Linked DNA regions of Homo sapiens: region 2 is linked to region 1. Evidence: chromatin loops called from intact Hi-C (ENCODE). Cell type or tissue: uterus. All regions are shown on one strand. Links, peaks and the distances in the headings refer to the core of each region. The heading gives the core; the rest is flanking DNA. Region 1 overlaps BCAS3 (BCAS3 microtubule associated cell migration factor). Region 2 overlaps BCAS3 (BCAS3 microtubule associated cell migration factor).

Region 1 (5,374 bases), core at 201-5,200:
CGTATTTCTCAAGGCCTTGTCTTGGCCCTGGTCTCTTCTCTCTCAGTACCTGGCAATCTCTGCTTCCGTGTCTCCAATTACTATCCATAAACTGATGATTTCCAAATAATTTCCAAGTTGGCTTTGTCTCCTGATCTCCAGAACCATCTATTCAGCTACCTATTGACATATCCACATGTCTACGAACTGAATTCCTCTCTTCGGGCCCTTTCCTTCTCTCGAGTTTCCCCATCCCGGTGTCCAAAGCCCTTTGAGACCAGCCACTGCCCTCGCTCCAGACTCATCTCTTGCTGCCCTGGGCCAGCTCCAGCCAAGCTAAACTCCCAGAGGGTCCCCGAGCATACGCAGTCTCTTGCCCGCGAGGCTTCTGTGCATACTTTTCCTTTTGCCTGGAATGCTGTCTCTCAAAGCCCCCTCCTCTCTCTGTTACCCCCCTCAAAATAACTTGACTAATTCCTGCTTAGCAGACATTCCTTTCAATATTGCCTTTTCTAGAAAAATAGAATTTTTAAAGTAAACAAAACATTGACTTATTCCAACTGTTTTGTGTCTAGGTAAAGATATAACTTAATACCAGTAAAAAAGCTTTTTAAATAAACACCTGTGTACATATTAAGTACATTTTCTCTTTCGACTTTAACTCTTTCAATAACTGTAGCTGCACCTTGTCTTTCTTTTTAGTGCTCTCACACATCTGATATCAAAAGCCCAGGCCTTATGCATGGGTCCAGATCCGTGTGTAAAGTATTCCTTTTTTTTTTTTTTCTGAGACGGAGTTTCGCTCTGTTGTCCAGGCTGGAGTGCAGTGGCATGATCTCGGCTCACTGCAACCTCCGTCTCTGGGTTCAAGCAATTCTCCTGCCTCAGCTTCCCGAGTAACTGGGACTCAGATACCCACCACCATGCCTGGCTAATTTTTGTATTTTTTAGTAGAGACAGGGTTTCACCGTGTTAGCCAGGCTGGTCTCGAACTCCTGGCCTGAAGTGATCTGTCCGCATCAGCCTCCCAAAGTGCTGGGATTACAGGCATGAACCATGGTGCCTGGCCCCTATTTAAAGTATTCTTGATGCATCTCTGTTGCAGGAAGTATCTGTTTGCTACTGTTAACATTTTTTTTTTCTCTGTCACCCAGACTGGAGTGCTGTGGCACGATCTCGGCTCACTGCAACCTCCACCTCATGGGTTCAAGCGATTCTCATGCCTCAGCCTCCTCTCCTCAGGCCCTTTCCTGAGTGGCCAGGACTATAGGCGTGTGCCAACATGCCCAGCTAATTTTTGTATTTTTAGTAGAGACGAGGTTTCACCATGTTGGCCAGGCTGGTCTCGAACTCCTGGCCTCAAGTGATCCCAAAGTGCTGGGATTACAGGCATGAACCACGATGCCCAGCCCCTGTTTAAAGTATTCTTGATGCATCTCTGTTGCAGGAAGTATCTGTTTGCTGCTGTTAACTTCTTCTTCTTCTTTGTTTTTTTTTTTTTTTTTTTTGCTCTGTCACCCAGACTGGAGTACAGTGGTGCGATCTCGGCTCACTGCAACCTCCACCTCATGGGTTCAAGCGAATCGCATGCCTCAGCCTCCTCTCCTGGGGCCCTTTCCTGAGCGACTAGGACTACAGGCGTGCGCCACCATGCCCAGCTAATTTTTGTATTTTTAGTAGAGACGGAGTTTCACCATGTTAGCCAGGCTGGTCTCAAACTCCTGGCCTCAAGTGATCTGCCCACCTCAGCCTCCCAAAGTGCTGGGATTACAGGCATGAACCGCAGTTCCTGGCCCCCATTTAAAGTATTCTTGATGCATCTCTGTTGCAGGAGTATCTGAGTATCTGTTTGCTGCTGTTAACTTCCTTTTTTTTTTTTTTTCTCTGTCACCCAGGCTGGAGTGCAGTGGCACGATCTCGGCTCACTGCAACCTCTGCCTCCAGGGTTCAAGCAATTCTCATGCCTCAGCCTCCCAAGTGGCTAGGACTACAGGCATATGCCACCACACTCGGCTAATTTTTGTATTTTTAGTAGAGACAGGGTTTCACCATGTTGGCCAGGCTGGTCTCAAACTCCTGACCTCAAGTGATCTGCCTGCCTCAGCTTCCCAAAGTGTTGGGATTACAGGCATGAGCCACTGCACCCGGCCTGCTGTTGACTCTTAAGTGCTCACAGAGTCAGCTCTCAGGGTCCGGGAGACTGTCTGTTCCCCGTGACTGTTCCTTCCTGCGGCCCCGGGCTCACTGATTCTTCTTTACAGTGACAGCATTAAAGATAGGAAAAGGCTTCATCTTTTCCTGCCTGCCGTCTCTTTAACAGTCTCTGCCCTAGCCAGAAGTAGTTATTCTTGGGGATAACATAGTGGGCTCAGTCTTTGCCTCTTACCTTCTGTCATATACATATTTTACTTCCTGACCTAGTTCACCCACATCTATAACCCTTCACAAAACAATATTACGGCCAGTGCATTCTAGTACTTCCTTTTCTTCTATTATTCTAAGAATTATCTTGTACTTTCTATTTTATTTCATTTTTTAAAAAATGCACTCGTGACCCACTAAAGTGATTTCACAATACATTGGTGAATGGCAATCTGCGCTTTGAAAATCAATGCTCTAGCTTGTTCACCTAAATCCTCTGAGTTTTCCCATTTATGTATTAATTACTCTGCAGAAAAGGCTTTAAGATTATGTTCAACTAAAGCTCTTCCAAAGATTTCTGTCAGAAGCTACTTTTATGTACTGAAAGGGCTGCGCCTTTCTTTTTCTCTTGTTAACATAAAAAGAACACTTTGAACATTAGGCAGTTTTTAAGTGATCACGGGATGGTTTCAGCAAGTTAATAACAAATATTTGTTGATTGCTATGTTTTGCAAAAGATGACCTAAAAGCACTATTTGTGTGTGTGTGTGTGTGTGTGTGTGTGTGTGTGTGTACTAATAAAGTCTTTCATTTTAAGACTGTAAAAAGTAAGCTCCCAACAAATATGAGCTGTTTTTACTGGAGTCAATCAGATATGTACCAAATAACTAATCCAAATATCTCAGTGTATTGGACCCCTCTCCTGCCTCTAGAATCAGCTCTTCCAAAGGGCCTTGGAACTCCTGCCTGGGTCAGTATGGAGGGCTGGGAACTTTTTCAATCTAAGGCTACATTTCCAATAGGGATCATATTAGCCCCATCCCATACCAGGTTGCCACATGATCAGATGACAATAATTGTAGGCACCAGTACCATGTGTTAATTATCTTTTTTTTTTTTTTTTTTGAGATGGAGTCTCACTCTGTCACCCAGACTAGAGTGCAATGGCACAATCTCAGCTCACTGCAGCCTCCACCTCCCATCATGTTCCAGCGATTCTCCTGCCTCAGCCTCCTGGGTAGCGTGGATTACAGGCATGCGCCACCATGCCCAGCTAATTTTTGAATTTTTAGTAGAGACAGGGTTTCACCATGTTGGCCAGGCTGATCTCAGACTCCTGACCTCAGGTGATCCACCCACCTCGGCCTCCCAAAGTGCTGGGATTACATGCATGAGCCACCACACCGGGCCAATTATCTTTTAGCCATCCCTACTCTCTGGTCAGTCTCATTTTAAAAGCAGATAATTGATTTATCAGTATTCGCTACAGAAAGTAGTTGACCACATTTGACTTTGCAGACATTTCAGAAGATGTGGTGGTGGTTAGAATTTTCTGCATCCCACATATTTTTAAAATCTGCAATTTAGAGAGAACTTTATCCAGTCCAGCCCTAGGGGTAGATAGATGCATCCTACTGGCCCAACTCATTGCAAGGCCATGGAAATAGGAACTGACAGTGTTGCCCCAGAAAGCTGGAGAAGTGACATTTACATGTGTTATGTGGGCCTCTCAGGTCCCTTTCCCAAACCTGAGATTCTCTGATTCTAAGTGAAAGGTGAGCCTCCTTTATGGGTCCTGGGTTAGCCACACTGTTCCTGTCCTAAGCAAACCCGGAGGTTGTGTGAGCTGAAGATGCTGCCTTCACAGGGCCATCGTGGCTCATAGCCCCATAGGTCACATTCCCTGCTTCCCTACCACACACAACCACCAAGCTGCTTTGATCTTTCCAGAGAATCTTCTCTCCTCTTCCTACAGCCACTCTATCAGGCAAACTGGTATTTACCCCAGATACCCAGGAAGGGTTAGTCTTTCGGCCTCCTGAAAGTAGGAATCGCTCTCCTCTCCAGGATCCCCAGTGTGGCCGCCCATGAGACCCAGTCTTGTCTTTTAATTTTTTCCTCCAAGCCTTACCTCTCCAACTTCCTGGGTCCCCTTCTCAAGATGCACAAGGGTGATTCATCTGTGCAAGCCATAGCTTCTGGCTTGGTCTGGCTCTCTTGCCAAAGTCTCTAGGCTTCTCTGGGTAATATCTCTGATTGCCCAGTGCTCCTAAAATTGCACCTGTCTCAGCAAATGCTATCACCCAAGCAACTTAGCCAGAACCTAGGGCTTTTCCTCTGCCTTATCTAATTGGGCCCTGGAGTTTTCCTCCTTCTACAGCATCTACAAAAGTTCTCTCAGTGTCTTCTCTTAATGACCTCATCAGTGGCCCAACGTGTTCTTTCTGTGGTTGGGGCAGGCAGGGTCTCCATCGGTATCTGCCAGTTTCTTCCCCAATAGGCTGGAGAAAAATAAGAGAGACAAGTTTCCTACCCTCAAAGAGATTAAAGCCCCAGAGGAGGCCACAATACTGAACGGTGGGTCTGTTTCTCTCTGACTTCTACCCCCAGCTTCCCGCTGGGCCTCCCTAGCTGAGCTGGACCAAGTGGAAGTCAGGAGTGCTCCCCTGCCCACAGGGCATGGTCTTTCTAGGATGCGGAGGCAAAGCTGGAACTCCCCAGTGCCTAATGCCCTGATTGCTGAGGGTGAGAGAAGAAAGTGTCCCCAGAGGCACAGGGCCACCAGATAGAGAGCCCAGTCCCACCAGCAGGTCACAAGCATCCCTACTCGGGACAAGAGGGAGCAGCTGCGCCAGCGAGACTGTGGGACAGCCGGTGGCCTCGGCAGGGGTGGTGTTGTTGGTGTTGCTATTTGTGTCTCGGTTCAGTGTCGGATTGCCTATTCCTAGCTATTTTCCACTGGCAGGAGAGGCCAAATCTGAGAGTCCTTTCAGTTCCCAGCACCAAGCTCCCGCTATTGGGAAGAATGTGGTGTTTTTTTCCCCTTTTCGATGGGATTTGAAGCCCTCATCAAGCAATGGGGTAAACCTGTGACCCTGGGCAAGTGCCTTTCCCTCTCTGGGCCAGTTTCTTCCTCTGTGACACAGTGTGGGGAGGAGGAGCTAGTAAATGTAGTAATCGTTGGCCTCCTGTAACTCTGATGTCCTGGCTGCTGCAGGGAGCACTCGGTCTCTCTCTTTTACTCCTCTCCACG
Region 2 (5,374 bases), core at 123-5,122, 60 kb before region 1:
CTTCTTGCTCCAACTTTTTTTTCTTGAACAAACATATGTATTGTGGCCAATGCAAGGAAAATCCCACTCACCATTTTGATCTGAGTTGCTTCTGTCCTGGAACAATAGTCTAGTGTACCAGGGGCCCTCGGGATGCTGGTTTCCATGCCCTGGTCTAGTTTTATGAATCTCCTTGGAAGACCCTAAAGGCCAGGAAGCCATCGGTATTTCTGCAGGGCCTCCTACCACCATCGGGGACATCAGTGGCTCTGTATCTGATTGTCAGAGCGTGAGCTTCAGCAGTAGCCTCGGGGTCAGGACTGGTTACAACCAAAGAGCTTTCTAAGTGCCTGCCCTTTCTCCCACAAGATGGCCTCTTCACAACTTAAGTGGGCATAACCGAAGACTTGCATTCCCCTTTGAGCATCCACCTCACTCAGTTAGAAGAAATGTGTCTCCAAGCACTGCCAGCCTGTGAATAAGCACTTCCCAAGTGCCAGGTACAAAGTTAGACACTTCCCATCTTTCACCTCGTTGATCGCCTCAAAATCCCGTGAGGTTTTTAATCACTGACTCAGTAGCATTGATTGAGAAATCTACTCCGTGTTAGGCTTAGACTACATAGTGATGACCAAAACAGTCTTTGGATTCATGGCAATTACTGCCAGGTAGAGAAAGCGAATGCTGTTATTTTGCTCTAAGAGGAAACTAAGGTTCAAAGAACCAATACTTTCTCAATGCCATATAACTGGTAAAGGGTGTGGCCACGATTACACCACCATGATTCTACTCCAAAGACTGTCTTCCCTCCACCATGCCCTACTACCTTCCTATAGGAAGCTTAATCTGCGGTTCTACTTAAAATATGAGGAAACATCTGGAATATTAGTTTTCAACCACATTTCAGACACAGAAAGTGGAGCCTAAGGAATAGCCCAGTTGGCTCCTCTCTGAGAGCGGGTAAGAGTAGAAAAGAATTGCTGATCTCAAGCATTTTGTTACCAGAATAACCCCACAGGAGAGGCCTGGCTGAACGGGGATTTGTGTGGGCCAGACAATGTAGGGGATTTATTTCCAAGGCTGGAGGACAGAGCTTGGACTCGGGTCCAGCTCGGCGTCCTCCCTCGGGTCCTGCTCGCTGAAGAGGTACAGCATCTGGAGGAGGACTTTCCGGCCAGGGTACAGCTCCTCTAGGCTGAGGCAGTTAACGATTAAACAAGAAGCAGCCTTTGGCTACAAAGCTAATGGTTTGGGTTCCAGGGCACAGGATAAAAATATACAACTGGAAAGGCAAGCTCCCAATTAAGTGGAAGAGCTCAAGCAAGAGATGTTTCAATGCCGCGGAGCCAGTGACCACACGTGGGCCTGCTGTCTCCTCCACCAGCCCCACTCGCCCGGCCCCATACTTAGTGCTGGCTCCAGAGTCTCGTGGGGGAAGCCGGCTGGCAGCACACAGGCCATTCCTCTTTTCCATTCAAAGAAAATCTTACTTGCCTTCTGCCCAACAATTTATCTTGCTTGGCATCTTAGGATAGTAGAATGTCAGAACTGGAAGGGCCTTAGGGATCATCTAGCCTAGTCCAGCTCCCTGGTTTGATGCTTTAGAAACCGAGGCACACACTGGGGAAGTGACTTGAGCAGAGTCACCTTGTCAGTTCGTGGCAGGGAGGAGATTCACGTTTTGATCTTGTAATGTCCGCATTCTCTTCTCCCTTTGTACTAAGCTGGCACCATTAGCAGCCTGCCATTTGCACCTCTTCCCTTTGCTCCCACAAACCTAAAAGCCCTCGGTCCTTCTCCTCTTTTACAGGAAAAGATACTGAGGCAGGGAGTGTAAACAGTGCCCACAGAGCTGACAAGTACAGATGCCAGAAAGGGAACCGCAGAATCCCGCCCAGCAGGCCTGGGCCTTCACCATCTGACCGCATTCCCTCTCTAAGAACATGTTGTGGGAGAACTGAATTTGGCCTCCTTTGAGCTCTAAGCCTGCAACAGCCCTCCTAATGACTCTACAGTTCCTGGCTTCCTCTTGCCACTGACTTTCCCCTCCACCGCTGCCTGGGACAACCTTACAGCTACAGTGACTTTGAGTCTTGCCAAGACAAGCCCAATAGTTACTTTCAGACTCAAGTGCTTGCCAAGCCTGAAATAGTAATTGCCTGAAGGGTTCCAAAAAGCTGGGCTTTATCTGCAGCAGAGACTTTAGTAAATCAAAACACAGGTCTTATCTCCCTATTCTCTCCCCTCTGTTGTGTGGTCTCCTAAATGAAAAATGTTACCTAATTGCCTAAAACAGCTGGCTTGATGTTTAATTACTTCAGCTTGCTAACCTGATATTCTGGACCAATAAACTATACACAGGGAGTGGATAATGCTCTTTACAGATCGGACTTGTCCAGGTTTCCTTTGTGAGAAATGTTGATTTCAGCCACCAGAGGGAATTCCAAATTTGAATGCTCTTAGCAGTCACCGCGCTTGTCTGATGTTGGAACTCCTCTTCACCCATCCGAGGAACAGTGTGCCTGGAAAATGCCTTGAATCCTCTCCCCAGCATTCCAGGGGCAGTCTCCTCCACACGCCACACTGCTCAGCCTACACTCCCTTTTCTTTTTCTTTTTTTCGCGAGACAGATTCTCGCTCTGTCACCTAGGCTGGAGTGCAGTGGCGTGATCTCGGCTCACTGCAGCCTCCGCCTCCAGGTTAAAGCAATTCTCGTGTCTCAGCCTCCCAAGTAGCTGGGATTATAGGCGCCCACCACCACACCCGGCTAATTTTTGTATTTTTAGTAGAGACAGGGTTTCACCATGTTGGCCTGGATGGATGGTCTCAAACTCCTGACCTCAGGTGATCCGGCCGCCTCAGCCTCCCAAAGTGCTGGGATTACAGGTGTGAGCCACCGCGCCCAGCCAACGCACTCCTGTTCTGAGACACGGGAGGGCATGCAGAGCAGTCTCGGAGCGGACGCTAGCTGGCAGCGGTGCCATTGCTTTCGCCTCAGGCTTCCTAGAGCAAAGAAGCCCATGGAAGAGGTTGCACAGCGTCGCTGGTTAATGGCAAAGCCCAGGTATGGGCCAGTGAACCCCAATGATGCTGGGGTGCCTCTTCCTGTCCCCAAGGACTCTACAGCCTCAGCCTCACCCATCGATGCTTCCCCATGTGGGTCCTGGAATGTGACCAGGCTGACTGACCCCCCGTTTCATGCCCCACGCCTTTGCTGGTACTGGTCCCTGAGATGTCCCCTGACATGCCCCTCACCCAGCACCTCTGCCCTCCCATCTGCCTCCACATGCCGCTGCGTCCCCTCCACGGCTCCCCTGCAGTAGCACACCTCTGCACAGCTTTCCTCTTTACTCCTAGCCAGGCTCAGAGGGACCCACAGCTGACATCTTAAAGTCACCTCTATTGTCCACCTACCTACTTCTCTATCTCACTGAACCTCTTTAGGACCAGGATTTTCCCTTTTCATGTGTGTTTTCCAGTGTCTAGGATAGTGACCATCTATAGCAGGTGCTGGCCAGGCGTGGTGGCTCACACCTTTGATCCCAGCATTTTGGGAAGTCGAGGCAGGTGGATCACCTGAGGTCAGGAGTTCGAAACCAGCCTGGCCAACATGGCGAAACCCCCATCTCTACTAAAAATTACAAAATTAGCCAGGCATGGTGGTGCATGCCTGTGATCCCAGCTACTCAGGAGGCTGTGGCAGGAGAATCACCTGAGTCCAGGAGGTGGAGGCTGCAGTGAGCCGGGATCACGCCACTGCACTCCAGCCTGGGTGATAGAGTGAGACTCCATCTCAATAATAATAATATTAATAGTAATATAGCAGGTACTTAGTAAATGTGTGCTGAATGTGGGAGACGTCTTTTTTAAGGAAAGCCTAAGATGTCATTCTTAGAGCAGCAGAAGAGATGATGTTCATGCCCCATGCCTTTGTTGGTACTGGTCCCTGAGATGTCCCCGGACATGCCCCTCACCCAGCACCTCTGCCCTCCTATTTGCCTCCACATGCCGCCGCGTCCCTTCCACAGCTCCCCTGCAGTAGCACCCCTCTGCACAGCTTTCCTCTTCGCTGCTAGGCAGACTCAGAGGGGCCTGCAGCTGGTATCTGATAAAATAAAGGAAAGGTTAGAGGGAGGGAGAGAGGGAAGGAGAAGGAGGATAAAATAAAAGGAAAAGAAGAGGTATGAATTCTTTGGAAAAGAAATCCATGCCCTCGGAATGATGTGGCTCCTTCCTTTTTTAGTCAAACATCTGCTCAACTGTATGTGCTGTGCTAGATTCCTCGGGGTCATGTACAATAATTCCTGCCATGTAGGTTTATTAAATTAACAGTTGCAATTTATGTTTAGCGGTTTCCCCACTAAGGAATTCCTCGTGTATTTGATCGATTTGTGCAAGAGGCTAACTCCAGCCATTGCCAGCCCTTCTGTAAAATGGCTACTATATGATCCAGAATTCCCTCTCACCTCAGACACTGATGGTACTATTAGAGTTCGGGAGGCTTCAACAGTTCTGAGATAGGTGTAGCATATACAAAAATTCCGTTCACTGCTTTGTTTTCTTAAAAAAGTTTAGGGTTCTAAAGAGTAGTGTCTTCTATCCAAATTTAGTATACTTATATATTATATCCATCATATTATATTTAGCTCTTATGCCCTAGGTATTTGATCAATTTGAGCATTTCATTGCCAAGCTTTTAAGAGACTCCTGCTCCACGTCTTCTTGCTGTCCTCACTAGCTTGAGACAAAGTAGAAAGGCCAGAGAGAGGGGACTCCTCCAGAGCCCACCCAGGACACACAATATACAGTATGATAGAATAAAACAATGTAAAGGCATGCTTCTTAAATAACAGGTCATATGCTTTAATTATTTCATCTACTGGCAGTGTATTGCCTTTACTGGGAAACAAGCCTTTCCCACACACCTGCTTTGTAGGGCTGGGCTGAGTCAAGCCGGGAGAACCAGACAGTTCCTGGTGTTTGGGGCCTGGACCAGGAAAATGCAGCTCATGGCAACATGGAGGGCTTCATTGACGGTGAGGTGAGGTCACTCTAGGAGAGGGCTCGGCGTAGAGACCTGGGTCAGTGGGGTAGTAGCACCATCAGGGGCAACTGGCAGTGAGGCCTCAATAGCACCTTGAGAATTCAGCGAGACAAGACCGATTTGGGTGGGGTGGGAGAGTAGTAGTTGGCAAGGTAAGTAGGGCACAGTTGTTCCTAAGAACTAAAGCCCATCAAGGCAAGGGCCCAATACCCAGATTGGGGAACTTGACCTCAGGGATAGGACAGAAGCCTAGTAATTAGAGCAGAGACACGGTGTCAGAGCCAGCCAAGGGCCCTGCCATGGGAGGCCTGATGTGGAATCTCCTCCCTTTTAGCCACCTGAGGGCAGACT

What was found. A loop is a pair of places that touch in the nucleus more often than their neighbours do. Peaks named below come from ENCODE experiments on the same cell type or tissue, not always from the same donor. Only the 100,000 strongest peaks of a DNase experiment are listed, where the experiment ranks them.
Region 2: a loop joins it to region 1, with 3 times the contacts of the local background. A loop is called at or near these places in 3 of 110 quality-filtered maps.

Annotation. Positions count from the first base shown.
Region 1 is chr17:61,372,342-61,377,715 of GRCh38, forward strand. The region is part of intron 23 of BCAS3 (BCAS3 microtubule associated cell migration factor); the gene reads left to right. Among named protein-coding and RNA genes, the nearest start is that of TBX2-AS1, 25 kb to the right of the region's middle. In uterus, for the core only: no CTCF peak of the experiment used is centred there; no DNase peak of the experiment used is centred there.
Region 2 is chr17:61,312,532-61,317,905 of GRCh38, forward strand. All of the region lies in intron 22 of BCAS3 (BCAS3 microtubule associated cell migration factor), which reads left to right. Among named protein-coding and RNA genes, the nearest start is that of TBX2-AS1, 84 kb to the right of the region's middle. RefSeq lists an enhancer at 2,445-2,946. In uterus, for the core only: a CTCF peak has its summit at 2,357; DNase peaks (open chromatin) are centred at 2,020 and 2,494; H3K27ac peaks cover 2,854 bases.